Linked DNA regions of Homo sapiens: region 2 is linked to region 1. A link is an interaction called in ENCODE POLR2A ChIA-PET data of the cell type or tissue named here. Cell type or tissue: PC-3. All regions are shown on one strand. Each heading gives the region's core, and the rest is flanking DNA. Links, peaks and the distances in the headings are about the cores only.

Region 1 (15,607 bases), core at 3,476-11,475:
TAGTGAGAGACAGTGAATGTTTTTCTAATTAAATTAATGCATGAAGGGAGAAGACACAATGCCTCCCACTTCCGCAAGAAAAAGAATCTAAGTTCCAACTTGACTCTAGCATTATGTGTCTAAGGAAGTCATAATTCCCAGGAGGACAGTGTCAGCACTGTCCAGAGGAGAGAGGTGTTAAAACTGGATGCAGGTAAAATCCAGTTAACAGAGAGGCAATTTTTGTTGGGAGGTTGGGATTCTTCATAGTGGTTTTTTAGATTTAAAGAAAAATGTACAACCCCCTCTCTCGAGCCGTTTACCTTTCTATGTTCTCAGCAAGCAAATTTCTTATCAGTAATTTGGCTTTTAAAGTATCATGATAATAAGGAGGAGAAGGGAGAGACCAGAAGAGCAAATGCATTGGTATTTGAGGTTAAGCCTGAATCTCGTCTCAATTTACATAGCAGAAGCTTACCTCTGATGGGCTGATCCCCTCTGGGTTTACTAAGAACATTCACCTTCTTGAACATACAGACGAGGACCAATTACTCAACCAAGATACTGCCATGAGGAGTTTCCTCTAGCCATCAGGAAATCCTACTACCACCCCAAAGCCATTTGGAAAACAAGTGTTTTTTTTTTTTGTTTGTTTGTTTTTAAGTGAAGGGAAAAAATATTAATGGATTGGGGAAAGACCAAGTAGAATTCACTAATCCTAATGAAACTAATAAATGGAGCAGTCAGGAAAGAAATAGATATTAATGCCACCTTTCAAAACTTTAAAAGGAGAGGCGTAACCAGGAAAACAAAATACAAAATAAAAAATCTGCTCAGATTTTTTACAAAAGAGCTAATGTTGTAAGGTTTTCACCTCAATTCATCCCTTGAGCAAACACATTTCTGTCAATGGTGGAAAGTTATGGAGAGAAGATGCCAATGACCTGTGCACTCAAGTGTCAGGGGGAGAAAAGGCTGGACAGCAGGGATGTGTGTGTGTGTACGTCTGTATGTGGATGTACACACTTCTACATGGGAATTTGTAAAAAAAATTTTGGTTAAGATTGTGGACTCTGAGACAGATATCTGGATTCAAAGTTTGATTGTAACCCTTACGGGCTTGGTGAATTTGGGCAATGTACTCAGTTCCTCTGAGGCTTGGTTTCGTCATCTGTGAAATGGGAAAAATATTATTAGCATCATAAGGTTAATAATAAGTTTACATGATACAATATATGACACATGACAAAGTGCTTAGAAAAATGCCAGTCACAAATCCCCAATAAAGGTGGACTTTGTTATTTGCATAGGTATATGCATGCAAATATACGATGGTGAAGAAGAAAACCTAAAAAACAAAGTTTAATTATGCAAGTAATATGCTAATACATCCTTATTATAAAAATAAAAGCATTGCAATTAAAACCAAACTCTCCACTGACTGTTCTCCCATCCCACAATATAATTCCCTCTTCCACAGGTACTAATAACAGGGAATTCATCAATGTACTTACAGTCCTTTTGCTGTGCAATATTTAGGGTTTATACTGTACAATATTTTTATCAACATAAATAGCATAATACTGTATATATTATTCTGCAACTTGCATTCTCAATCAATAATGCATTTTGGCAATCTTCTCTTTTCATTATATGTAGATTCGTGTCATTATTTTTAATATATGGAACATAGACTTATTATAACCTGTGATATCACTTTTTACTATATGATTATGTTATTTCCAACTTTTTATGGCCCCAAAATTGCTGCTTGTTCATGCTTTCTTTTACAATAAGAGTAATGCCAAGACTGGGACGCAGTAATTGCTAGGTCATAGAATACATTCCTTTCCAATATGAATATTTACTAACATATATTTTTATGTTGTGATGGGAAAGATATCTCACCTATTTTCCTTGCCACCAGGGTAAAGTGGTATATTAATTTCCTTGTATTGTATATTGTACTCGAGATAGATAACTTGTTAATTATCTTCTAATGTTAACATTTATTCTTTTACAAATTTCATTTCATCATAAAATTAATATGTGCTTATTACATTGAAAATTTGGAAAATACAAAAGAGTGGAAGGAAAACAATCCCCGTATTCCTATGAGGTGAGATGTTCGATACCCAAAAAATGGCGTACTTTCCTAGGAAATTTTTTAAAAACTATAATTTGGTAACAACTAATGTTAAAGATCAGGTTACTAGTATGCTGTTTTGAAATTAACAAGGTAATAAGTTACGGCTTAAAGATACCAATATTTTACATTATTTGAATTTCTGTTGGAAGAATTTAGGAATCAAAAAACTCATGTATTTTATATATTAGTTACAAAGTTAGTATTCCACATTTATGAACTTTTTGTCCTTTTTTGAATAGTATTCTTTTTACAGAGACAAAAAGTTATCATTACTTTTAAGATGCTTCTGAGACCTGTATGGAAATTATAATAGTAACAAGAATTATTTAAAAATTGAATTTAAAAGTTATTTGTGATATTTATTATACTTGGAATATATGCATCTCTAGAATTTTCATGGGTCTTCATAATTTTATGGAGTTAAAAATGTGTTTTCAATGGAATGGTAGTCTAAAACATGTAGTTGGGCAGCATAAATTATGTGAAATTTAAGTAATGTGATATAAAAATTAATAGCCCATATATTCTGAGAAGAATGGGTAATTTTGTGGTTCTCATCAAACTTAAATGAGATTTGCGTAATTTCAGTTGGTGAACAAGCTAAAGGAATCGTAGATTGTTTTTACTCCTGCCACATGGTGGAGCTACTTCAGCTTTAATGGAAAGAACCAGCCATTGTTAGTATGGTATGTTCCACCTGTTGCTTTATGAGCATTTCTATAAGAGATCTTGGTTATTTTATGCTATTATGTTTAATAATCACTTAAATAATTTCAAATTGTTTTACTTCTTTTTATATTAGCATTCATTAGGAGTTGGTACTAAAGCTCATGCTGGAAAATGTGCATTCAGATACATAACTTTTCACAGATGTTAGCTATAATTCACTCCCACAGAAAAAGCCAAACAACTCCCTTGATGTGTTTTACCACTAATTTAGAAAAGAGCAGTTGCTAAATATTGTAGATAATGCTAAGAAAATAAAGAGCGGCATCAAAACAGAAATGTGCTACAAAGTTGTAGGTATTTGGGCTCTGTGAACCAGTTCCCCACGGAAACATAAGCCTTAAATTATGCAAAATTATAAGGAGTACATACCCCTCATAAAACACAACTAACTCACGTTGGGGCTGAAAAACTATAAGCAAACACTGTCACAATATTTTGATGCCCTGCTTTGCTAATACTAATAGTTACTTTAATACTAAGTGAAGGCCTAATAATGTCAAGTAATTTGAATATAAAACAGTCATTGGAAAATAGAATCATAACAAGTTAGATGCTGTAAGCATGGGGAACTCAATGAATGATTGGTGCTAAATTCCCCATTCACATGGCTGTACTGTGTAGAGCTCATCTTTTGTATAAATCACTGTACTACAGTTGATTAGCAATAGTAAAGAATGCTTCATTAAAAGTTAAAAATATTTCTTTCAGTATTGTACTATTGGTGCACAGTAAATTGATTGGCCCATCAAGTGAATTAATTAACAATTCAATATGAATTTGTTTCAAACAAAGGAAAACAAGCATGAAAATTATGTACAAAATGAGAAGAATCAAGTTAATAAGCAAAACCCAGCACCACGTATATATCTTTCATCTATTAAACTCAAAACTGGTGACTTAAATGATGAACTGGATAAAGAAAATGTGGTACATATACACCATGAAATACTACTCAGCCATAAAAAAGAAAAAAGTCACATCCTTTGCAGCAACATGGATGGAGCTGGAAGTTCTTATCCTAAGTGAATTAATGCAGGAACAGAAAACCAAAGGCTGCATGTTCTTACTTATAAGTGGGAGTTAAACATTGAGTACACATGGACACAAAGAAGGGAACAATAGACACCAGGGCCCAGTTGAGGGTGGAAGGTAGGAGGAGAGTGAAGATTGAAAAATTACCTATTGGGTACTATGCTTATTACTTGGGTGACGAAATAATCTGTATCTTGTCAAACCCCCATGACATATATTTACCCATTCCACAAACCTGCACCTGTACCACCTAAACCTAATATAAAAGGTGGAAAGAAAAAAACCTGGTGATTTAGTTTTAGCCAAGTATTATCATTACATTAAATTAAAATTATTTATTGAAGTTGTAGTGGTTTTGAAGCTTTGTGAATGTTTAATTTATATTTTTAAATTGTTGGCATAAGAGCAATAAGCATATAGAGTTTATAAATCATATTATGTTTCTACATGTTTAAATAGTATTATGTTAAAACTAATTTAGTTTACCCTAGGGCCTCTGAAAATTACTTGTCTTTTAAGGAGCTGTATCTGACTCAAGTATGCTATTGGTCCTGGGAACTTTGAGTTTCTTTTGCAGACAGCTTTTCTCTTTTGGTCTGCCTGGAAGAGTCCCTGGAAGGGACTGTGGCTGAAGTCCACATCATAGAATTTATGCTGTTATTTTTGATAATCACTTAAAATAATTTCAAATTGTTTACTTTTATATTGGCATTCAGTAAGAGTTGGTGCCAAAAAGCTCATACTGAAAGATGTGCACCAAATACATAAATTTTAAATACTTGTTAGTTATAATTCTGTGTTCAGGAGGCAGATACTTGAGGAGCACTGTGTAGCTATTGCACAGAGGCAGGTAGCTGAGACTTTGAGCGGGGGAATGATGGTGAGCAAAGAGCAAAGGTAAGCCTCTTTACTGAGCTGGGTTACGAATCTTCTACTTCGTTTCTCTCTTTCTTTCATCGGAAAAGGTACTGTCTGAGAGACCAGCACCATTTGTATAAAATAGATCAGAATGAAGTTCTCTACATTTTAGAATTCAGAGGGCTGAGGCCTTGGCTCAGTCTCCTCTTGGTATTCACCCTCATTCAGGGAGACAGTCTAATATAGAAATTGGGCCTTTTGTTCATCATCTCCTATAAATTTCTTTTTATCTCCAAAAGGACTCCTCGTAGATCTAGATTGATATCCTCATATTTGAGAGGAAAGTTCCTGTGTGCCCCTCTGTCCCTCTCCAAGCATCTCCCAAATCCTAGGTCAGTTGCAGCCATAAAGATCACCAGTGAACCCGTGGAGCATCTGTACTTTTCTTTCTGCCCACATTTGCTATCTTCTGAGATTTAGAAGTTGTGCTGGATTATGCTGGTCAACTTGCTTAAGCAGACAACTGCATTTCTCAGAATCCCCTTTCATGTATCGCTCTGTATTAGCATTGGCTAAGAGATGAAATGGGAAAAGAGTTAGAACACAGAAGTGGTAACTATTACTCTTAGGAAGTCACTGTGGTCACATACAGTGATGGACAGAGGGAGAGATGCTTGGTAGGTCCCATATAGTCCTTGCTTTCCTTCACTCTGCATCCAGCGAATCTTTCTGACTCTTGGCTCTGCTGAACAACAGTGACTCGAGACCCATCACCAACTACTTGGCTGTGGACCCACAGAAGTGGTTGCTACAGACAGGTAACCACTCTCCATACAGTTCTTCATGAGCTCCCCTTCACAGTCCCACTTTGGTGGTTGAAAGTGTTTAGCTTCCTAGATTTCCCCCAAGCCCCAGCCTGTCTGGTCCATCTGTGCTACTGCATAAGATAGACAGGTTAATGACCCTTTTTCTGATCTTCTGACTCCTTCTTCCAGACCTTTCCTTCTCTAGCTTCTCTCACATTTGTAAGGTCTGATTCCACAACGAATCCACTATTCCTATATTCTGTATCATTCACAGTGGTTCTGCTTCCCTGACTGACTCTTAACTGACACAACTATTGGTGTTGGAAGTGAATCCAGAGATAGAATTTTAAGGATGGGAATTTGGTGTTGATTCTCTGATTCGATGAAGCATTAGTGACTATACTGCCAATGGTAAATGGGACACAGTAGTCCTTGATATCAAGTGCTTATAGAAGGCAAGGTGTTAGATTACCAGGTAGATGCTGCCATAGACCAATGTAGTGGAAGTAAGGAGTATGAGGACTGGAGTTTGTGGGTTGCTTCAAAGTGTCACAGAGAATATGGAGAAAAAGAAATAAACTCAGAGTGTTGAATGTTCAGTTCAAGATGCAGGCAAGGGACTGAAAAGTCTTTGTGACTACTCTGAAAGAAACTCTTATCTCTCATAGCTGCAAGATCTGATATTTCAAAAAACCAAGCCCAAAGACTGATCCTGCAGCTAGCTAGATTAGAACATCAATTCAATTGAAGGTCTTACAGTTAAAATTAGGGCTTTGATTGGGACAGAGCTGGCAGGCTGTATCAGGGCAGGAACAAAATGATGAGGTACCATGCCTGCCAAAAGGGCTGCAGGATTTTTCTAATTTATATTTACATTCCAAAAGTTTAGACTGTAATTTCTCCTTCTTTCCTCCCCTGAAAATTGAGATGGCAACATGTAGGCAGATTCTTTGGAAGCTGAGAACCTTGAAAGCCCTGTCTCCTTTCCCAGCAGAAGCAGCCTTTCCCTCTGAGGAGTTTAGTCCTCCCTTGATTGAAAAGGCTGTAAGGACTTACTCTGTGGAAAATTGCTGAGACCCCTCAAGACTCACCCCCAACATCTTTCACTGTTTGTATGCCTATAGCTAGACTCAACTCCTGGCAACCCATATCAGGGCAGGAACAAAATGATGAGGTACCCTGCCTGCCAAAAGGACTGCAGGATTTTTTCTAATTTATATTTACATTCCAAAAGTTTAGACTGTAATTTCTCTTTCTTTCCTTCCCTGAAAAGACCTAAAGCCATTTGCCAAGGTCATAGTGCATTTGGGAAGGGTAAATAACCAGACCTTTGGGGGATTTCTGGACATTGGCTCTGAAATGATACCAGTCCTTGGAGACACAATATGCTACTATTGCCTATTTACCAGAGTAGGGGTTTATTGAAGCTGAATGATTAATGGTATTTTGGCTCAGGTCCATCTCATATTGCATCCAGTTAGCTCTGAACTTACCCCATGGTTATTTCCCAAGTTCTAGAATGCTTAACTGAAGGAGGCACACTCAGGAAAGGCAGAATAACTACATTGATTATCTGATCTGAGGAGTGAGGACAAGTAGAAGGCATTAGAACTGCCTTTGTATTCCAAACTAGTAAATCCACAGCAGCACTGCATTCTGTAGAGACTTGTAGAGATTAGTGCCTCTATAAAAGATTTAAAAGATGCAGGGCTGGTGATTTTCACCACACCTCCATTCAACTCAACTATCTGGCCTGTGCAGAAGACAGATGGATCTTGAAGAATGACAAAGGATTATTGTAAACTTAATCAGGTGGTGAGTACAATCACAGCTGCTGTTCCAGATGTGGTTTCATTGCTATAGTAAATCAATATATGTACATCTAATATATGAATACTGATATGGGAAGTCATTTTTTCCTCTATATACATGTTAGTAGAGACTATCAGAAGCATTTTTCTTTCATCTGGAAGGGTGAAACAAGGTACCCTCCTTGTTTCACCTCAGGGTTATATCAACTCTCCAACCCTGGCCTATTCTATTCCACAGGAAATTGATTGCCTCTTCATTTCACAACACACCACATGGATCCTCTACACTGGTGGACCAGGAAATCGCAACTACTTTAGACACCTTGGTAAGACCCATAGAGGCAAGAGGTTGTGAAATAAATCCCAGAAAAATTTAGAAGTTTGCTCCTTCAGGAACTTTCTTGGGGTTTCATGGTCTGGGGAAAGTTGAGATATCTCTTTCAAGGTGAAGTTCAATGCTACATCTGGTCTCTCCTACCATAAAGAAAGAGTCCCAATTTCTGGTGTGCCTCATTGGATTTTGGAGGCAACATATCTTATTTGGGTGTGTTGTTATAGTCTAAACCTATTTGCTGAATGAGTAATCTGAAAGGCTTCCAGTTTTGAATAAGGCCTGGCGAAAGACAAGCCCTTGTGAGAGGGTGGCAAGCTTCCCTGCCACTTTGGTCATATGACACATCTGATTCAGTGGTGCTTAAAGTGCCTATTGAGCTTTTGGCAGGCCTCTTAGGTAAATTCCAGAACAGACTTTTAGAATCTGGGAGCAAAGCCATGCCATACTCTGCAGATAACTTTTTTTTTCTTTTTTCTTTTTTTTTCTTTTTCTTTTTCTTTTTTTTTTTTTTTTTTTTTGAGAAACAGCTCTTGGCTCTTTGCTGGATCCTAGTATTTGACCATGGACCATTAAGTATCATGTGACCAGAAATGCCCCCTATGAAATGAGTATTGCTTAACCCACCACCATGTTCTGTTGGTTATAATCAAGTCACAGAGCCAGTCCAGATCAAGGGGAAGGAATTATGCAAAATTCCGAATACTGAGAGACATAGTTCATTGGAAGACCATCTTTGGAAACCAGCAGCTATCACAGTTTCCTTGGATATTTTCTGAATAGAGAGATTCTTACATTAATAACTGTTCTCTTCACCAATAAATATTTATGGAGAACATACAGTATGTGCAGAACCTGAACATAAGTGGAAGAAACAGGGAAAGCATTGCACCTTCCTCAAAGTTTGTGCATTCTACCATGAAATATTCACACTAACATTGAAGCTAAGAGTAGGCTGGAAATCCCAGAAGTGAAAATTAATATACTGGTACTGATGGTCAATGGGTGTATTATAGCTCTCTGTGGTGAAATAAATAGATTGATAATGGGCTTCTGTATATAGTTGTATCAACAATAAAACGATGGAATGCTTTCTAGCTCAAGATTTTTACAACCCAATGATCCTTAATCTGGTAACTCATTCCTCATAAGACTCATTCCTCATAAGACCTGCTTACCTCAAAGAATTGTTTATGAGGATACGTTAAAATAAGTATCAGAAAGGACCTTGTAAACTATAAACAATGGTACAAATGTAAGAGACAGTTATTGCATTTTCAAAAAGAACTCATAATAGGCGTGATGTAAATATTTGTTGAATAAATGAATGAGAAAATAAAATAAATTCTTGAGACAAATTTAATATATGGTTACCTGAACTATTGTTATTTTTCAAGTTCAGCCTCATTATACTTGCCAATTCTTGGTGTTTGTGTCTTAATCCCTTTTTTTTGTCCCATATTCATGGCTTGGGAAGAAAAATAAGCAGATGAAAGGAAAATTAAAGTCAGAGAGACAGTGTCATATTTAGGTGATAAATAACATCATTTACTTATTTATACATGTATCAGATCTTTATTCATTTGTTGAATAATTCAGACAAAGTCCTGGGCTTTTTGATACTTAGATTCTTTTATAAAAAATGACTTTTATTTTATTTTAGTTCAATAATTTTTTGGGGAACAAGAGGTTTTTGTTACATGGGTCCATTCTTTAGGGTGATTTCTGAGATTTTGGTGCACCCGTTCTCCCCTGAGTCTCCAGAGTCCATTATATCATTTTTATGCCTTTGTATCCTCATAGCTTAAATCCCACTTTTATAGGTGAGAATATACAATATTTGGTTTTCCATTCCTGAGTTAATTCACTTAGAATGATGGTCTCCAGCTTCATCCAGGTTGCTGTGAATGCCATTATTTCATTCTTTTTTATGGCTGAGTAGTATTCCATGGTATATATGTGTATACATTTTCTTTATCCACTCGTTGGTTGATGGGCATTTAGGCTGGTCCCATATTTTTGCAGTTGTGAATTGTGCTGCTATAAACATGCATGCACAAGTGTATTTTTTGTATAATGACCTGTTTTCCTCTGGGTAGATACTGAGGAGCAGGCTTGCTGGATCAAATGGTAGATCTACTTTTAGTTCTTTGAGGAATCTCCACACTGTTTTCCATAGGTTTCCATTCCCACCAACAGTGTAAAATTGTTCTCTTTCACCACATCCATGCCAACATCTTTGATTTTTGGATTTTTAAAAAAATTATAGCCATATTGTAGGAGGAGTAAGGTGGTATCACATTATGGTTTTGATTTGCATTTCCCTGATAATTAGTTATATTGAGCATTTTTTTTCATATGTTTGTTGGCCATTTGTATATCTTCTTTTGAGAATTGTCTATTCATGTCCTTAACCCACTTTTGGTTGGAATTATTTGTTTTTTCTTGCTGATTTGTTTGAGTTCCCTGTAGATTTTGGATGTTAGTCCTTTGTCAGATGCATAGTTTGTAAATATTTTCTCCCACTCTGTGGGTTGTCTGTTTACTCTGCTGATTATTTCTTTGGCTGTGCAGAAGTTTTTAGTTTAATTAGATCCCAGTTGATGCTTATATTCTGGTGGAATATATAAAATATATATTTTATATATAAATATATATAATATATATTTATATATAAATATATATTATATATATTATATATAAATATATATAATATATATTTATATATATATATATAATATATATTTATATATAAATATATATAATATATTTCAAAATATATAAATAATTTCAATATATATAAAATATAAATTTTAATTTATTTTTATATTATACTTTGTTATTGGATACATGTGCAGAACATGCAGGTTTGTTACATAGGTATAGGTGTGCCACGGTGGTTTGCTGCACCCATCAACCCCTTGTCTACATTAGGTATTTCTCCTAATGCTATCCCTCCCCAGCCCCCAACCCCCCGACAGGCCCTGGTGTGTGATATTCCCTCCGTGTGCCAATATATTCTCATTGTTCAACTCTCACTTATGAGTGAGAACATGTGGTGTTTGGTTTTCTGTTCTTGTGTTAGTTTGCTGAGAATGATGGTTTCCAGCTTCATCCATGTCCCTGCAAAGGACATTAACTCATTCCTTTTTATGGCTGCATAGTATTCCATGATGTATATATGGCACATTATCTTTATCCAGTCTATCACTGATGGGCATTTGAGTTGGTTCCAAGTCTTTGCTATTGTGAATAGTGCTGTAATAAACTTACGCGTGCATGTGTCTTTATAGTACAATGATTTATAATCCTTTGGATATCTACCCAATAATGGGATTACTGGGTCAAATGGTATTTCTGGTTCTAGATCCTTGAAGAATTGCCACACCGTCTTCCACAATGGTTGAACTAATTTACACTCCCACCAACAGTGTAAAACTGTTCCTGTTTCTCCACATTCTCTCCAGCATCTGTTGTTTCCTGATTTTTTTTTTTTTTGTGGTTAGCGGAATTATTTTAATCCCATGAGAATACTATAAAATTAAAAATTAACATAAAACAGTCATTCATCATCTCACTGGCCAGAAATAACCCCTGTGGATAAGTGAGAAATTGTTACTTTAGTAGCTGGCATTAGAGATTTTTCAAGGTAGGAAACTATCTTTAATTAGGAAAGTATCTTTTTTTAAATACACACACACACACACACACACACTATATATATATATATATATATATATATATATACTTTAAGTTCTGGGGTACGTGTGCAGAACGTGCAGTTTTGTTACATAGGTATACACGTGCCATGATTGTTTGCTGCACCCATCAACCCGTCACCTACATTAGGTATTTCTCCTAATGCCATCCCTCCCCTAGTCCACTGACCCCCAGACAGGCCCCGGTGTGTGATGTTCCGCTCCCTGTGTCCATGTGTTCTCCTTGTTCAACTCCCACTTATGAGTGAGAACATGTAGTATTTGGTTTTCTGTTCTTGTGATAATTTGCTGAGAATGATGGTTTCCAGCTTCATTCATGTCCCTGCAAAGGACATGAGCTCATCCTTTTTTATAGCTGCGCAGTATTCCATCGTGTATATGTGCAAATTTTCTTTATCCAGTCTATCATGGATGGACATTTGGGTTGGTTCCAAATCTTTGCTATTGTGAATAGTGCCACAATACACATATGTGTTCATGTGTCTTTATAGTAGAATGATTCATAATCCTTTGGGTGTATACCCAGTAATGGGATTGCTGGGTCAAATGGTACTTCTAGTTCTAGATCCTTGAGGAGTTGCCACACTGTCTTCCACAATGGTTGAACTAATTTACACTCCTACCAACAGTGTAAAAGCATTCCTGTTTCTCCACATCCTCTCCAGCATCTGTTGTTTCCTGACTTTTTAATGATCACCATTCTAACTTGTGGGAGATGGTATCTCACTCTGGCTGATTTGCATTTCTCTAATGACCAGTGATGATGAGCTTTTTTTCATGTTTGTTGGCTGCATAAATGTCTTATTTTGAAAAGTGTCTGTTTATATCCTTCGTCCACTTTTTGATGGGGTTGTTTTTTTCTTGTAAATTTGTTTAAGTTCTTTGTAGATTCTGGATATTAGCCCTTTGTCAGATGGATAGATTGCAAAAACTTTCTCCCATTCTGTAGGTTGCCTGTTCACTCTGATGATAGTTTCTTTTGCTGTGCAGAAGCTCTTTAGCTTAGTTAGATCCCATTTGTCAATTTTGGCTTCTGTTGCCCTTGCTTTTGGTGTTTTAGTCATGAAGTCTTTGCCCATGCCTATGTCCTGAATGGTATTGCCTAGGTTTTCTTCTAGGGTTTTATGGTTTTAGGTCTTACATTTAAGTCTTTAATCCATCTTGAGTTAATTTTTGTATAAGTTGTAAGGAAGGGGTCCAGTTTCAGCTTTCTACATATGGCTAGCCAGTTTTCCCAACACCATTTATTAAATAGGGAATCCTTTCCCCATTGCTTGTTCTTGTCAGGTTTGTCAAAGATGTTTGCAGATGTGTGGTGTTATTTCTGAGGCCTCCGTTCTGTTCCATTGGTCTCTATATCTGTTTTTGTACCAGTACCATGCTGTTTTGGTAACTGTGGGCTTGTAGTGTAGTTTGAAGTCAGGTAGTGTGATGCCTCCAGCTTTGTTTCTTTTTTTTTTTTTTTTTTTTTTGCTTAGGATTGTCTTGGCTATATGGGCTCTGTTTTGGTTCTATATGAAATTTAAAGTAGTTTTTTCTAATTCTGTGAAGAAAGTCAATGGTAGCTTGATGGGAATAGCATTGAATCTATAAATTACTTTGGGCAGTATGGTCATTTTTATGATATTGATTCTTCCTATCCATGAGCATGGAATGTTTTTCCATTTGTTTGTGTCCTCTCTTATTTCCTTGAGCAGTGGTTTGTAGTTCTCCTTGAAGAGGTCCTTCACATCCCTTGTAAGTTGTATTCCTAGGTATTTTATTCTCTTTGTAGCAATTGTGAATGGGAGTTCACTCATGATTTGGCTCTCTGTTTGTCTATAATTGGTGTATAGGAATTCTTGTGATTTTTGCACATTGATTTTCTATCCTGAGTCTTTGCTGAAGTTGCTTATCAGCTTAAGGAGATTTTGGGCTGAGACGATGGGGTTTTCTAAATATACAATCATGTCATCTGCAAACAGAGACAATTTGACTTACTCTTTTCCTGTTTGAATACCCTTTATTCTTTCTCTTGCCTGATTGAGAACTTCCAATACTATGTTGAATAGGAGTGGTGAGAGAGGGCATCCTTTTCTTGCCAGGCACTATATTATACAGGATTGAAGGAAAAACCTCTCTGATGAGGTGACTTCTGAGCAGTGACTAATTGGTTTATCAGAGGGAACCATCTGGGGTAAGGCCATTCAAGAACAAAGACCCAGAAGTGAAGCCTGGTTGGTATTCAAGGAACATCTACATTATTCTAGGGTAAGAGTGACCACAATAGAGTGGAAAAGGTAAAGAAAGATAGGAAATATTCAGTAAACTTGAAAGTTTTCTGTCTGTCACATTCCGTGTGACGCTGAGGATACCAAGGTTAATGAGATACAATCTCTGTCCTTAGGGAATAGAGTATCATACAGAAAGCTGGTATTATAATATAATGGGAAAATCACTATGTTGGAGGTATGTACAAAGTTCAAGGGGAGCCAGAGAGAAGAGAGCCTAATTTGCCTGGAAGATCAAGGGAGGTATCAGAGAGGAATGTCTAGGAACCATGAAGAAGAGGTGGTGATGAGGTTGGACACTTCAAGCAGAGGGAAGGACACACGCAACAATGAAAGGAAGAGAAGTGATAACTTGTGATGTTTCCTGAGTTTGGTAGTTTGGTATTTCTAGAGTGTCAATGCTGATGAGAAGTGTTCCAGGAGATGAAGTTGGATTGGTAGCTAAGGGCATATGTAGGCTTGTGCACTGCCAAGCCTGAAGAATTTTGAGAAGTGAAGTAAAGTAACTAAATTTCCTTTTTACAGAGTCATGAGGCAACTGGTTAAATGGTGGCATCATTAACAAAGACAAGAATTACGGAGGTAGAAGAGTCTGGAGCAGGGGAGGTGAAGAGATGATGGGTTTTAGGCATACAGTTTAGGTTGCCCAATGGCCATCTGACCAAAAGACAGTTGGATGTAGAGATCTGAAGCAAAGTCAAAGTTAAAGCCATAGCCATTAGTATATAGGTGTTAGTTGCAATTGTGTTGTGGGCAGAGAAGTAGACTAAGGTTAGAGCCAGAAAAACAGCAACATTTAAAGCAGAAGGGGAGGAGAGTTAATACAAATCACCATAGTATCACTGACCGCATTGTACTCTAATATTCTATTCATGAGCCTAACTTCCAAAATGGACTGTGAACCCCTTGAAGAAAATAATTATAGCTCATCTTTTTTTGTGTTTATTTTCCTAGCAACTGTCCAAATGCCTTGCACATGAGACACTTAATATATATGTATTTAAATGAATAAATAATTAGGACTCTAAGACTTGACATTTCTGCTTAGTACTTCTGTTAGTGGTATATTTCACAGCAGTAGTTCATTGTGTATTTTTACCTTTATTACTTTTAAAATTACACAAGGAACACATATTTATTCAAGAAAAATTAGAAAAAAGAAAAGCTAAAAATTACACTTTACTACTAGGAATAGCTATTGTTAACATTCTCATGTCTATCCTTTTAAACAACTGCTATCAGTAGAAATACAATATGAACCACATATATAATTTAACAATGTTTAGTGACTACATTAAAGGAAATCATAAATAAATATATAAAATTATTTTCACTTAACCCAATATACCTAAAATATTGTCATTTCAACATACAGTCAGCCTGAGCACCATAGTAAGATTCTGTCCCCACAAAAAATGGAGACCCTGATGGCTGACCATGCGACCTCCATGGTCCTTCTGTACTTAGATAGGCAAGACTCACTGGCTTGGTGGTGCCTGAGTGGGGGAAATGTTCTCACTCTCAAAACACTGAGAGGGTTGAGATGCCCTGGTTCATGGACCAGCATGAAAGTGGGGTGCCTCTCTCCACAGGGCTGGTCTGGGAAGGAAGTGGCCTGTCTGCCAGCCATGACCTCTATCTGAGGGAGCCCCACAGCCCAGAACACCTAACAAAGGAAACTTGGGCATGACCCCAGTGATTGGAGGGGGCTCCTCCAAGGCCCAGGAGTGAACCTGGTGAGGGAGTTATCTCTCTGCCTTACCCCACCACAGAGCACTATTGAGAACATGGTGAAATACAAAAGAGCTGCATGGCTGAATAAGAGCCTATCTGTTGGTCATCACTCTTAAACACCATCTACTGCATCACAGTCCAAATTACAACTGCCAAAATATTTTGCCAATGTACAGTGCCTGTGAAACC
Region 2 (15,607 bases), core at 2,537-10,536, 130 kb after region 1:
CAGAGTTGCTGAGAGGATGTCAAACACTTTTATTCTTAGTGAGTACTCTTGTGACAAGGGTCAGGGCCTTTGATCATGTCATCACCTGCGGAGCCCCTAACTCTGCACAACCAAGTCTTAACTGGATGAAGGGAAACAAAGTTGAGAAAGGTACAGCCACAGCATGTGTAACTTTAGGGATTATTTGACTGAGATGAAATTTGCCTGATTGCCTTCTTTCAAAATTTGTGGAAAATATTAAATTTGAATGACATTTAAATGGTATGGTAGAAAATAGTATTCGAAGCTGGGCATGGTGGCTCACACCTGAAATCCCAGCACTTTGGGAGGCCGAGGTGGGTGATCACTTGAGCACTTTGGGAGGCCGAGGTGGGTGATCACAGGAGTTCAAGACCAGCCTGGACAACAGGGTGAAACCCTGTCTCTACTAAAAATACAAAAATTAGCCAGGCCTGGTGGCAGATGCCTATAATCCCAGCTACTCAGGAGATTGAGGCAGGAGAATCGCTTGAACCCAAGAGGCAGAGGTTGCAGTGAGTCAAGATTGCATCACTGCAATCCAGCCTGGGCAACAGAGTGACTCTGCCTCAAAAAAAAGAAAATAGTATTTGAGAAAATATAAGTAAATGCAGTGTTTGATGAACTACTATTATTACTAATCTTTTATTTTTATTTGTATAAGTCACTATGAGTCTCAGAGGAAGAAGACCTTTTAAAGTTGCCTGGATGTTTGAATTGCTCAGAATCCAAATATTTGTCAGAGACTCAACAAACTTACCAGCACTGCCTTCTAGTTTGGTTTCACACATTATACTGACCTCATTAGTCCAAAAGCCAATTAAAAAACAAAAGTCAATAATATACTAAGTGCCATTTTTCAGAGGTCTCCTTTGCCAAAGCCTGAGGAAGGGGTGGGGAGAAAGCATATTCAGTCTGCAGAACAGCACAGACTCTGGGATAGAGGATTTGGAGACCCCACTTCCATCAGCAGCAACCTATCCAATAGGAATTAATTACAGAAGCTTCCCCATGGTGCTGTCATACAGAAACATGTGGTAAGTCATGAACGGACCTAAGGTGCCTGACACACAAGGATCATTCAGGAAATGTCAGCTACTATTGCCTGAAAATGTGAACTCGGATGTCTTCTCCCCTCTCTTCAGTCTTTTGGTCATGAGATTATTGAAGCTACTGGACACTTTCCCCAGCAAAGTGTGAGGAAGCTCACTCTGAGTGCACTGACCTGCAGAGCCCGTGGGACACTGAAGGTATTTCCTCTGAGGTCACTGACCCCCAGACTGCATCCAGTGGTCTCACAGGCTCTTTGATGCTGTGGTGGTCAGCAACACTCAGTCCAGACACAAGTGGAGACCGAGAGAAAACGTGGGAAGCAGGTGAGCTAAGTGTCCCTGAGCAAACGGTGCATTTCCTCCGGATGATATAGAGGAGAAAATTTTGATCGAAGTGTCCAAAGAGGCTTGGGCATAATGAGTGTTTGGAATGGTTGGGGAAGGAAACTAAAGAAGAAAAGGTGTGGGAGTGGATGAGGGAAAAGAGAGAAGAGCAAAGGTGACAGGCAAAAATTCCTCCTATTTTAATTTTATTATTTTAAATATGTTCTGACAACTTGGAAAAAGTTCTGAAAAGTCTGACTAGGTAAATATAAGTAAGAATAAAAGTGGATAAAGGTGAGGTTTATGAAGTTTTTAAAAATTAATTCACAGAATTATGTGTAAATTTTCATTTGTTTGTTTTGCCAGGTGAAGGCTAAATGACCCCCAAAGTGAAACGTATTAAAAATGTACATAAATGACAAATAAGCACATGAAAAGATACCCTCCATGCAAATGTCACTAGGGAATTGCAAATTACAACAATGAGCGACCTCTCCACACCAGATAGAATGGCAAAAATCCAAAACACGGACGATACCAAATGCCAGTGAGGGTGTGGAGCAACAGGAATTCTCCTTCCTTGCTGGTGGGAATGCAAAATGGTACAGCCATTTTGGAAGAAAACTGGCAGTTTCTCACAAAGCTAAACATATTCTTTGCATATGATCCAGAAATTATGCTCTTTCTTATTTAAGCAAATGAGTTCAAAATGTGCATGAATTTATAGCAGCTTCCTTCATAATTGCCCAAACTTGGAAGTGGCCAAGATGTCCTTCAATAGGTAAATAAACTGTGGTACATCCAGACAACAGAATATTATTTAGCACTCAAAAGACATGAGGTATCAAGCCATGAAACACATGGAAAAATCTGAAATGCCTATTGCTAAGTGAAAGACGCCAATCTAAAAAGGCTATATACTGTTATGACTCTAAGTATATGACATTTTGGAATAGTCAACACCATGGAAACAGTAACAAGATCAGTGGTTGTCAGGAGCTGGGGGGAGGGAGGAGTGAACGGGCAGAGCACAGAGGATTTTGGGGCAGTGAAACAACCTGTATGAGACTGTAATGGCGGCTACACGTCATTATATATTTGTCCAGACCCATGTAACGTACAACACCACTAGAGAACCCTAATGTAATCTATGGACTGTGGGTAATAATAATACGTCAATGTAGCTTCATCAGTGGAACAAATGTTATCACTCTGGTGGAAGATGTCCATAGCATGGGAGCCTGTGGATATGTGAGGCCTGGAAGTATATGGGAAACTCTCTACTTTCTGCTTAATTTTTCCGTGAACCTAAAATTGCTTTAAAAAATTAAGTCTATTTAAAAAACAAAACGAAAGTCAACAGGTAACACCTATAATTCATGTTGCAGCCAGGCACGTTGGCTCATGCCTGTAATCCCAACACTCTGGGCAGCCAAGGCGGGTGGATCAGTTGGGGCTAGGAGTTCGAGACAAACCTGGCCATCGAGGAGAAACCCCGTCTCTACTAAAAGTACAAAAATTAGCTGGATGTGGTGGCACATGCCTATAATCCCAGCTACTCGGGAGGCTGAGACAGGAGAATCGCTTGAACCCCGGAGGCAGAGATTGCAGTGAGCCCAGATCATGCCATTGCACTCCAGCCAGGGTGACAGTGTGAGACTCCATCTAAAAAAATAAGTAAATAAAATAAAAGAATAAAATGTATGTTGCAAGAAGTAGTTAAAACATATTATTTAGAAATATGGAGCTCACTGCTAGAAGATCCAGACTTAAAAGTGTAAATATTTATGGACAAGGATTGAAAGTTGGAGAGAAATAAGAAACCAGATTTGTAATACAGACTTTTCTGTACTATTCAGGAATTTAAAAAATAAACATGTACATGTGCCACTTTGGTCATAGTACTGCTAAAAATCAACAAGTAACAAAAATTGTTGGCTATTAAGCAAATATTAAAAATTAGTAATTTTTCCTTATATGGAATAAATTTCTCTAAATGAAGAAAAATTTCAGTAATAATGCAACACAGATGATACAATATTTAGCAATTGATTTAATAAGAAAAGCAGAAATCTGGCCAGGTGCAGTGGCTCACACCTGTAATCCCTGCACTTTGGAAGGTCAAGGCAGGAGAATTGCTTGAGGCCAGGAGTTCAAGACCAGCCTGGGCAACACAGTGAGACGCCATCTCTAAAAAACAAAATTAGTCAGGCATGGTGGATGCCTATAATCCCAGCTACTTTAGAGGCTGAAGTGGGAGGATCATTTGAGCCTGGGAGGTCTGTGCTGCAGTGAGCCATGATTGTACCACTGCACTCCAGCCTAGGCTGCAGAGCAAGATCCTGTCTCAAAAAAAAAGAAAGTGGAAGGTATGTAAGAAACAAACAAACATGCAAAATTTACTTTTAAAATAAGACCTAAATAGATGGATTTTTCTTTTGTGGAAAAATATAATGTCCTAAAATGTTAAACTTTCCAAAGTAGTTACAGTCAGAATGCCATTTGTTTGAACAAGATGAAATGCATAAGAGAGAACAAATATCTAGGAACTTTCAACTGCATTCTTGAAAAGGAATATTAAGATCAGTTTTTTTATGACATAAAAACTTACTCTAAACTACTCTAAACAAAACAATATGATATAAGTGAAGGATTAAGCCAATAAGCGGAACATTTAATAGAAAATACCCAAAGAGATCCAGATATTACTGTGCTGACTAGAGCATTTCAAGTCATGAGATAAATGTGAGTGTGAAATTGTTTTCATTTTTTTTTCACTTATCAATCATCTCTTTTCCACTGGGAAACAGGTTATCCTTTCTCTTTTAGTTACTAAAGCAGTTTTGTTCCAACTATGTGTGTATTCATTTTGAACTTAATTAGTATTTTAGAGTCAAAGCTCTACCCTCCACCCACACCCAGCAGGAAGACTCTGGGAGCTCCACTGACAGGTAGATGTGCTATTCTTTCAGACTTCACCCCATGTCAACCCTCAGCTGTTGGGCAGAGTGGTGGGAGAAATAAAGGACTCTCTTTTCAGCCTCTCCTGGGCTGAGGGGCCTTGTCTTCTTGGTTGCTCAGATGCTGTTTCCTTATGTGAATTTCTCAGGGTTCTGATGGAGAGGTTCCTTCTCCTTCCTGTTGGTTCTTATCTCTTCCTGGCCATGGATTCCCTCTTGGTGGCAGAAATCCAAATGTGTGCTTTCTCACAACGGTGTGCTAGTGTTTTCTTCAGGGGGCTACAGGGCCCTTCATCTGCGTGATTTCCTGGAGTGGTGATCGTTCTCAAGCTCAACCTCCTCCTCCTCCTCCAGTTCACACATGGGTCAATCCACAGCCTCCTGTGCTAGAGCCTTCCCCTAAGTGACAGCTGTTTGGAGGCAGGGTAGGTTCAGGTTCAAGTTGGTTCAGACCTATACAGATTCATTAAAACCACTAGTACATGAAAAATTGCCTCAATAAAAGGTGGGAATGCAGGCTACCACACTTTCTTTTTCTCTACTTTCTCCCACATTTTATGTCTTTGCCACAAGAACCAGAGACGCTCTGCCAGTTCAGAAGCTGATTATCTTCCAGACATGTGATGATAGCTATTCCTCAACTTAGTGGAGTGGGTGGAAGCTGGACTAGGCACCTCCGGTCATATAGGAAAGGAGTTGAGTAGGATAAGTTAAACATCTTCCTCTCTCTGCACAAGACTTGCATTTCCCCAAGATGTCACCCCTTTATACTTTTAGTCCATCCTTTAATCTCTCTTTGGTTAACATCAGTCAAACTCATTGGCCTTTCTCACCCCAGTGGAATGGCTAATAATTTCTCCTTTCAAACTGGCACTGGAGAATTCAGTGATTATTTTCACCAGCACCCAGTTCCACTGTGATTCTTACATTATTCTGTAATGTTTGGATACTGGTAAAGTTCTTAATATGGATGTATATAATTTGATTATGTTTAAGAAACATAAAATATGACAAAGACATTTCAATAGTGGAAAATAGATTTCATATATAAAAACAGTTTCCAGATGGTTGAAAGATTTTATTGTAAAAAGCAAAATGATAAAACTGTTGTCTAAGAATCTGGGAATATTTATATAAACCTGTACTATTTTTAAGTATGGTAGAAATGCAGAAGATATAAAGAAGACAGGCATATTTAACTATATACAGTTTAGAGTATATTTAGAGGCAAAGGATACCATGCTACGTGCTATAAACAAAATCAGAAGACAAACAATAGACTGGAGAAATAAAAAAAATTTTTGACATCTCTAGCATGCATTTTTAAGTGAGAAATATATAACCTAAAAGAAAAATGGACAAAGATGTAAAAGGCGATTCAGAGGAAAAATTCCAATTGGTCACACATTTATTAACAGATTTGTGGCCGGGAGTGGTGGCTCACGCCTGTAATCCCAGCACTTTGGGAGGCCAAGGCGGGCGGATCACGAGGTCAGGAGATCAAGACCATCCTGGCTAACAAGGTGAAACCCCGTCTCTATTAAAACTACAAAAAATTAGCTGAGCGTGGTGACGGGCACCTGTAGTCCCAGCTACTTGGGAGGCTGAGGCAGGAGAATGGTGGGAACCCAGGAGGCAGAGGTTGCAGTGAGCCGAGATCATGCCACTGCGCTCCAGCCTGGGCAACAGAGCGAGACTCCGGCTCAGAAAACCAAACCAAAACAAAACAAAAAAAACCCCAAGCAGATTTGTTCCACTAGGAGGGATTTTTGCCTATATTTATATAAGCAGAAAGAATAGTGGGAAAGGACACTTATCAGGTTATTAATATTATTTACTTCAGTAGGGAGCAGATGAGTGAGAATTAACTTTTTCTTTATAAAACTTTTTATTACTTCATCTATTACAATAAGCAGTATTATTTTATATTTTGAAATATATCAAATAAAAAGTTAAAGAAAAAAGAAAAATAATTAGATTAAAATAAAGTACTGTTTTGTTACCTGCTAAAATTTGAAGGAGAAAGTCAATTTAAGGACTGTGGATTGAAAGCACTGCTCAATGAATGCAGTTTGAGAGGGTTTTTCTTGCAACAGTTACCTGTTTCCTGTCCATACTTCATGAATGCTGTCCACAGGCTCACATTTTTTCAGTTTAGGGCCCGTGGATCTCTCCCAGTCCCTGTGGCAGATGAGTCTGGGGTACAAGCTCTGAGTATTTTGTTTTTTGTTTTTTTTAACTACAACTTTTATTGTTCCTCTTACTGTAGATGTCTTGAGTGCACAGAAACTGTTTCCTGAGTCTTTTGGTCTCATAACTGAAATGGTGAGAATGACAGTGTTGGCAGCTATTTGCAGGTTCACAGAACATTTTTTATTCCTTGCGTTCCTGGATGCTCCTAAACTCTGAGAAATCAGGTGAAATATTTCCTCACTGGAATGCTGCCCAAAACAAGAAAGAAAATAAGTTGAGCTATTTGCAAAGTACTTGCATTTCACAAGCTCCCCTTCTTGTGTAAAGATCCCATGTTGGGACTGAATAACCCTTTCAGTACTGCTGAATCCTGCAGAGGAAACAACAATGTCAACAGCAAAAGAGAACTGGGCAGATCTGATCTGTGACTCACAATGAGCTGATACTGAAGAGCCTTGTTTAGAAACCCCCATGTCCTGTCCGGGCGCGGTGGCTCATGCCTGTAATCCCAGCACTTTGGGAGGCTGAGGTTGGCGGATCATGAGGTCAGGAGATCGAGACCATCCTGGCTAACACAGTGAAACCCCATCTCTACTAAAAAATACAAAAAATTAGCCGGGCATGGTGGTGGGCGCCTGTAGTCCCAGCTACTCAGGAGGCTAAGCCAGGAGAATGGCGTGAACCCAGGAGGTGGAGCTTGCAGTTAGCTGAGATCACGCCACTGCACTGCAGCCTGGGCGACAGTGTGAGACTCCGTCTCAAAAAAAAAAAAAGAAAAAAAAAAGAAACCCCCATGTCTTAAGAAAATTGTCCTGACAGCAATAAAAAGCACAGCCTGGTTTCTATCACTTCTTTTTTGTCCCCGGCCCAAAGCATCTTTCAGATGTGCCCCAGGTGTCTTTCCTCCCTCAGTCCATCCCTGCCTACTGGGGAAGATGGAGGCCACAGTTGGCCGCAGCAGGTGGGGCAGTACATGTTGACAGGCCTTCTCATCTCCCTGAATAAAACATGTCTTGTCCTGCCAAAACCTAGGGCTCAGCTCTGCATGCACAGCCAGCCTCAGGCAGAGCACTGGAGTTGTGCGATGCTGCAGCCACAGAGCTGGAAACAGGGCTTCTGATATAGTGTGCAGACCTCTATCATGTCCTGACTCTTTATAGTTATCTCACATGTATGCCTGTTTTATTCCTTAGTAGAGAACAAACATCAGGTTTTGTTACCAGGGGTTCCTTGCTCCCAGAGCTCCTAAGATGGTGGCAAGCCACTTCCAAAATGGCGGTGGGCCACTTCCAAGATGGTGGTAAGCCTCGTGTTCTCTGACCTGGGGTTCTTGGCCTCACGGATTCCAAGGAATGGAATCTTGGGCCATGTGGTGAGTGTTATAGCTCTATTAGAAGCCATGGGTCATGGAAGAGAACTGTGGAACCCAGTGACTACTGTTCAGCTCGATTAGGATGAACCCAGGCACTTAGCCATGCAGGAACAATGGCAAGCCTTTAGCCCGATCGGGAGTAGCAACGGGTGCCTCACTGGATCAGGAGCACAGCAGACACCCTGCCGGATCTGGAGGGATGGAAGTCAGCGGCAGGTCTGCGACGGCAGCAAACAGCAGTGGTGGATGGTGAGCGAAAGCTCAGCTCCAGCCGTAACAAACATGGACCAGAAGAGTGCAGTTGCAAGATTTAATAGAGTGAAATAGAGTAAAAACAGAGCTCCCATACAAAGGGAGGGGACCCAAAGAGGGTAGCCGTTGCCAGCTCGAATACCTGGGTTTATATCCTGATCATTGTCCCTCCCATTGTGTTCTCAGGTGATAGATGATTGGCTGTTTCTTTACCTCCTGTTTTAGCCTAATTAGCATTTTAGTGAGCTCTCTTTCCTACCTGATTGGTCAGGTGTGAGCTAAGTTGCAAGTCCCGTGTTTAAAGGTGGAAGCAGTCACCTTCCCAGCTAGGCTTAGGGATTGTTAGTCAGTCTAGGAAATCCAGCTAGTCCTGTCTCTCAGTCCCGCCTCTCAACAGGAAAACCCAAGTGCTGTTGGGGAGGTTGGCTGATGACCACTCTAACTGCTTTCTGCTGAATTGGGGCGTAGTAGGGGTTGTGCAGTTGAGATTTCCTCAGGAGGGGGTGCCTTCGATGTCATTAACATTGGAGCGTGGGCTAGCAGGCTGGTCCAGGGGTCTGTGGTGGATCTTAGTCATGGACTGCATCTGTGGCTCCATTTGAAGAACTATTTGTAATTTTACAGCTTTGATTCTGGAAGAGACAAATTTAAGAAGGAGGTTAAAGATACAGGGATTGAAATGTATGGCCTGCAGTGCAGGGGATTATTTCTTTGGCAGACTTTACAGGCCCTGACTATCTGCTTGATAGTTTTGAAAAGGCCTGGTCCAGTAAATAATAATTTGGCCATCTCATGGGTGCTATCAATGCCTAAGTGGAAGGTTTGATGAAGGGTTTTAAGTAATTTCTATTGGTTAGCTGCAGGCAAAAGTATTTTTCCTTTATTGGTGGCTAGCCATCTGGAGGGGAGGGAAGTATGTCCTCATGAAGTTCCCTATTCTATTTCTCCTGCTGAGTACTGGGGCTTGGCTTCCCGGAGGGGATTACCCCATACTAGGGGTCCTCCTATAAGCATTTCTAATGGAGGGTCCAGCCTTGTGGCTCTTTTGACTTCAATATCAACTTGGTGGCTCCCTTGTATTTCCCTTTCCTTTCCTTTCTGATGACCCCGGCAGTGTAAAACTGCCACCTCTTTAGGTTTCTGTACAGCCAATAATAATTTCCTAATGGCTTCCTGATGTTTGATAGGTGTTCCCTCGGAAGTTAGGAATTCCCTTTCTCTCCATATTGCTGCATGGGCATGGAGGACTAGGTAAGCACACTTAGAGTCTGTATATATATTTACCCTTTTTCCTTCTCCTGATTCTAGTACCCGAGTGAGGGCTATTAGTTCTGCCAGCTGAGCACTAGTTCCTGGAGTGAGGGGATTACTTTCAAGTATTCCATTATCACTGACCACTGCATACCCCACTTTTTGAAGTCCTTTTTCTACAAAGGAACTTCCATCAGTATACAAGTTGAGGTGGGGATCAGTCAAGGGAACCTCTAAAAAGTCCCCTCGAGCGGCATAGGTTTGAGCAATTACTTGTTGGCAGTTATGTTCTATCTTTTCTTCATTGTCTGGAAGAAATGTGACTGGGTTAAGAGTTACACAAGTGCGCAGTTGCAGCACTGGCCCTTCAAGTAATAGAGCCTGATATTTAAGTAAACGGTTGTCTGACAGCCACAAGTCTCCTTTAGCAGTGAGTATGGCATTCACATCATGAGATGTCCACACAGTAAGATCTCTTCCCTGTATCATTTTAACCACTTCAGACACTAAGACTGCTACTGCCACCACTACCTGTAAACAATGAAGCCAATCCTTTGCTACTACATCAATTTCTTTACTCAGGTATGCCACGGGTTGCAAGCTAGTCCCTCAGACTTGTGTGATGGCTCCTAGAGCTATTCCTGTTTTTTCTGTGACATATAAAGAAAAGTCTTGCCCCTTGGCAAGCTTAACACTGGGGCTTGGGTTAGGGCCCTCTTTAGGGCCTGGAAAGCTGCTTCTGCTTCAGGTGTCCATCTTACTAAATGGGTATTGGCTTTCTGAGTTTCTTTAATTAGTGTATATAATGATCTGCCTATTTTGCTGTACCTGGGAATCCACATTCGGTAGAAACCTGTTATGCCAAGGAACCCTCTTAGTTGCTTTAGGGTTTTGGGAAGAGGATAAGCCAGTATAGGCTGGATGTGTTCCTCACTGAGGGCCCTCAAGCCTTTGGATAATTTTAGCCCTAAGTATTTAACCTGCTGTGAGCAGAGCTGAGCCTTTGGTTTGGAAACCTTGTAGCCACAGGTGGTGAGGAAATTTAAGAGCACTTGGGTGGCTTGATGGCACAAGGTTTCTGAACAGGTGGCTAAAAGTAAATCATCCACATACCAAAGGACAAGAGTGTCCAGGTATGAGAATTGGCTCAAATCTTGGGCTAATGCCTGGCCAAATAGATGGGGGCTATCCCTGAACCCTTGGCGTAAAACAGTCCAGGTGAGTTGAGACGTTGAGTTTGAAGGATCTTCAAAGGCAAACAGGAATTGGGAATCAGGATGTACAGGGATGCAGAAGAAGGCATCCTTAAGGTCCAGGACTATATACCACTCTGCTTCCTCTGGTATTTGGGAAAGCAGAGTATAAGGGTTAGGTTCAGCTGGGTATAGAGGAACAACAGTCTCATTGATAATCCTGAGATTTTGCACTAACCTCCACTGTCCGTTGGGTTTCTGTACTCCTACAGTTGGAGTACTGCAGGGGCTACTGCATGGTTTTACTAGGCCTTGGGCTTTTAGGTCCTTAACAGTTTTTTGGAGTCCTTGTTGGGCCTTGGGTCTAAGGGGGTACTGCCTTTGGTAGGGAAAGGAGGCGGAATCCTTTAGTTTAACTTGAACAGGATGGGCATTCTTTGCTCGTCTATATTGTCCTTCTGTTGCTTAGACTTCAGGATTAATTCCTTTCTCAAGCAGGGGACAACAAATGGGTGTTCCTTCTGCTATGTTCAGGTGTATAATGGCCCATGCTTTTGCTAGAATGTCTCTCCCTAACAAGGGAGTGGGGCTTTCACGCATAATTAGAAAAGCATGTGAAAAGAGTAAAGTTCCCCAGTCACAACTCAGTGGCTGGGAGAAGTATCTAGTGACTGGCTGTCCTAGGACCCCTCGGATAGTGACAGATCTGAAGGACAGTTGTCCAGGACAGGAGAGTAAGACTGAGAAGGCCACACCAGTGTCCAAGAGACAGTGAACCTCCTGGCCCTCAATGGTCAAGCATACCCAGGGCTCTGTGAGGGTGATGGCATGGGCTGGCGCTTGCCCTGGGCATCCTCAGTCCTGCTGCTGGATTATCTGGTTAGTGGCTTCTGACTCAGAGGACCTTCATCTCCTGGGGCAGTTGGCCTTCCAGTGATTCCCTTGACATAAGGGGCATGGACAAGGGGGCAGCTTGTTTCTACTTGGACAATCTTTTTTAAAGTGTCCTTGTAGACCACACTAGAAGCAAGCCCTGTTAGGCATTCAATTTGCTCAGCTTTTCCCTTTTCTGGAGCCTCCAAAGTCCATTTGCCTGAGGGCCACGACTAAAGCAGTCACCTTTTTTTTTTTTTTATCCCATTTGTCCCATTCCCCTGCTCTTCCTGATCTCTATTATAAAAAACTGAGGTTGCCAAGTTCAGTAGGGTTTCTAAGTTTTGCTCTGGGCCTAAGGCATACTTTTGAAGTTTTTTCTTAATGTCTGCAGCTGACTGAGTGATAAACTTATCCTTTAAGATTAGTTGGCCTTTAATAGAGTCAGGTGACAGGGAGGTATGCTTCCTCAATCCTTCCCTTAGTCTCTCCAGAAAGGCAGTAGGATTTTCTTCCTTTCCCTGTGTTATAGGGGACATCATTGAATAATTCATGGGCTTCTTCCTAGTTTTCCTTAGTCCTTCTAGCACGCAAGTTAGCAAATGTCTGTGGCACCAATCTCCAAGTTCTGATTCTGTGTCCTAATGAGGGTCTACACTGGGAACTGCCTGCTGGCCTGTGGGGAATCATTCTCTTTCATCTGTTGTCATCCTATCATTGACCTGACTGAGATACCAGAGTTCGCCAAACTCTCAGGCTGCTGTTATGGCAGCACTTTTTTCATTTGGGGTTAGTGTCTGATTTAGCAGTAACATTATATCTCTCCATGTCAGATCAAAGGATTGTCCTAACCCTAGTAAAACATCAATATAGCCATCAGGGTTATCTGAGAATTTACCTAGGTCTATTTTAATTTGCTTTAAATCTGAGAGAGAAAAAGGTACATGCACGCTGGCTGGGCCAAATTCTCCTCCCACTGCTTGGAGCGAGTATAATCGTGTAATATTGGCACTCTTTGGTTCATTGTTTACCCCTTTGTCTATCTCCTTTTGGACCATTTGGGTTGAAGGGGGGTCCTTATTAGTTGGAGAAGGAGTTGGGGTCTTGCTGGGGTAGGGAGGTAGACTCTGAGGGCTTCCTGTAGGGCATAAATCACACTTTTTACATAATTGGGAGTTATCTCTTAATGAAAAGAAAGTTTGTACATATGGCACTTCACTCCATTTGCCTTCTTTTCTACAAAAGAGGTCTAGCTGTAAGATGGTGTTATAATTTATACTTCCCTCAGGAGGCCAGGTTTCTGCCCCTTGAAGAAGATATCGTGGCCAGGTGGTACTGCAGAAGAATATAAGTCATTTCTTTCTTAGTGTCTGATGGTCAGATTGGTCCCATTTCTCCAGAATACATCTTAGGGGCATTTCTGCCTTGGGGGGAACATTTCCCATCTGAAAAAAGAACATAGGGATGCCAGTACCCCTAGTCATTTTCCGATGAGCATTAGTCCTAGAGTGTCCTCTATAGTCCTAATGCTTATTCCTTTCCAGGGTGCGTAACCACCCATGGACCTCTGCTTATCGGATTAGTTATGCTTACCAGTGTAGCAGTCCTGCACCTGTTTTCCCACCTTTCTTGACCACAAAGAAAGTGGTCCTGGCTGCTGGATTCTAGCGGTCCTTTACCAGCATGCCCAACATTGCCTTTGCTCTCAGGGGTGAGTCCTAGATCTGGGCTAGTTTCCTGAGTATTTCATAACAACCCAGCTGCCCCATCAAGATGCATTCCCATAAACAACAGTTCTTATGCAAATTCATTTCAGAGAGGGTGTAGGTAACCTTTTGAGTCAGGATTGAGATAGTCTTTTGATTCTGTAATTACTTTAAGGCTTGGCTGAGTGCAAACAGCTCGCACATTTGAGGAGACCAACTATTGGGCAATTTTTCTAACTCTGCTTCCGCAAGAGTCTCCTTATCAATTACTGAATACCCATTGTGGTTTTTTCCTCAGTCACTTGGGAGGAACCATCTATCATCCTGTCCTGAAGGGAGTTCTTCCTAGGTCTGGTCGGACCTTTGTATGGTAATTAAGATTTAAATCCCCTGTTAGGAAATCTGCTAGGTTAAGGGAATTATCAGAGGTTGGAGTTACATTACCCTTTTCTAACAGAATAGCCCCATACTTTAAGATTTTTGAGTTAGTAAGCTACCTTTTTGCTTTTTTGACTTAGAATAATTCTGAACTGGTGAGGTGTGCTCACAATGAGGTTTCCTCTAAAAGTTACTTTTCTGCTTTTAGCAAAGCAGTTGCCGGTACTGACTGAATGCATTTGGCCCATCCGTGGGTTACTGGGTTAAGGATTTTTGATAGGAAAGCTACAGGTTGTCAGTGGCCTCAGTGCTTTCGGGCTAAGCCCTTATTTACACTGACAACAAAGTGTAAATAAAAAAGTATTGGAGTGTTATAGGGTCATGGACAAGACCTTCAATTATCAATTACAGGTTTTAAATTTACCCTGGCTTTTAAAGGAACAGGGCACACTTTTCTTTTTCTATTTCTATCTTTTTCTCTTTGACTCCCTCTTTGTCTCTCTCTCCATCTTTGTCTCTCTCTCTCTCCATCTCTCTCTCTCTCTGTCTTCTCTCTGTCTCTCTCTCTTAGCCATTACAAACTTGGGGCCCTGACAAGGGTGGTGGGGAATGTGTCCCACATAACAGCCCATGTTGAGAGCCGTATACCTAAATTGGGAGGGACACCAGGGATAAGACTCCCTGGGTTATAGCCTAAGTGCCTAAGGACACAGTGTAGAGCTTCCTTAGATCCCTTTGGAGATACAACTTGCTAGAGGAAATGAAAGTCTGAACCATTAGTACCTAGGAGGCAGGGATCAGAGGAAGTAGATTCAGAGGTAAGGAGAATTTTGGGGCTACACTTTCAAGAAAGTTGTGGTCGGGACCCAGGAGGTATGGGCGACTGTTGACTAGAGACTTCTGGCTGCGCCATGGTCTCAACCGGCTACTGCTGGGAGTTCTGGATGAGAGCTTTCTGCCTCTAGTCAGTCCTCCACTTCCCCAAGAAAGTTGAAAGTGGGAGCTGGCTCCAGGCAGACCAACGTCCCCAACCCAGAAGGGTTGGGGGTTGTTAGAAAGCTCTTCCCCAGATAGCCTCACACCTGAATCTTAAGTCCGGTGGCCACGCTAACCATTTTTAACTGGCAGACAGGTGCCCAGTATTTTCCTCCAATTCTAAGGAAGGATAGGACAGAATAGTGAGTGAAAGTGGTCCAATATTACCACTACTTTGGAGGTCCCTTCATGGTCACCAAAATGTTACCGGGGGTCCTTGCTTCTAGAGCTCCCAAGATTGTGGTGGGCCACTTCCAAAGTGGCGGCAGGCCACTTCCAAGATGGTGGCAAGCCTCGTGTTCTCTGACCTGGGGTTCTTGGTCTCACAGATTCCAAGGAATGGAATCTTGGGCCATGCGGTGAGTGTTATAGCTCTATTAGAAGCCATGGGTCATGGAAGAGAACTGTGGAACCCAGTGACTACTCTTCAGCTCGATTAGGATGAACCCAGACACTTAGCTGTGCAGGAACAATGGCAAGCCTTTAGCCCAATTGGGAGTGGCAATGGGCGCCTTGCTGGATCAGGAGCACAGCAGACACCCTGCCAGATCTGGAGGGATGGAAGTCAGCAGCAGGTCTGCGATGGTGGCAAACAGCAGTGGTGGATGGTGAGCGAAAGCTCAGCTCAAGCCATAACAAGCATGGACCAGAAGAGTGCAGTTGCAAGATTTAATAGAGTGAAATAGAGTGAAAACAGAGCACCCATACAAAGGGAGGGGACCCAAAGAGGGTAGCCATTGCCAGCTCAAATGCCTAGGTTTATATCCCAATCAGTTTGATTCCCCACTGTTGAGTAATTAAAATAGAGATATGCTTCTTTGGTTGGAGACAAAGAAATGAGGGAAAAAATGAACAACATTGACCATTGTGTTGCATTGAAAAATTTCCAAAATATGGGAGAGAGGGGTTTTTGTTATTTTTATTTTTATTATTAGTATTTATTGCCTAATAGCCATAAGAACAGAGCCAAGTGAGAGGTAATTTTCAAGAGAAATCCTAC

What was found. Peaks named below come from ENCODE experiments on the same cell type or tissue, not always from the same donor. Only the 100,000 strongest peaks of a DNase experiment are listed, where the experiment ranks them.
Region 2: POLR2A ChIA-PET joins it to region 1 with 10 read pairs; 1 of 35 experiments calls an interaction of 5 or more read pairs at or near these places.

What each region holds. Positions count from the first base shown.
Region 1 is chr14:22,362,689-22,378,295 of GRCh38, reverse strand. It overlaps TRA. Among named protein-coding and RNA genes, the nearest start is that of TRD-AS1, 110 kb to the left of the region's middle. In PC-3, for the core only: no CTCF peak of the experiment used is centred there; a DNase peak (open chromatin) is centred at 8,005; H3K27ac peaks cover 1,074 bases.
Region 2 is chr14:22,236,341-22,251,947 of GRCh38, reverse strand. It overlaps TRA. Among named protein-coding and RNA genes, the nearest start is that of TRD-AS1, 240 kb to the left of the region's middle. In PC-3, for the core only: no CTCF peak of the experiment used is centred there; a DNase peak (open chromatin) is centred at 6,927; H3K27ac peaks cover 545 bases.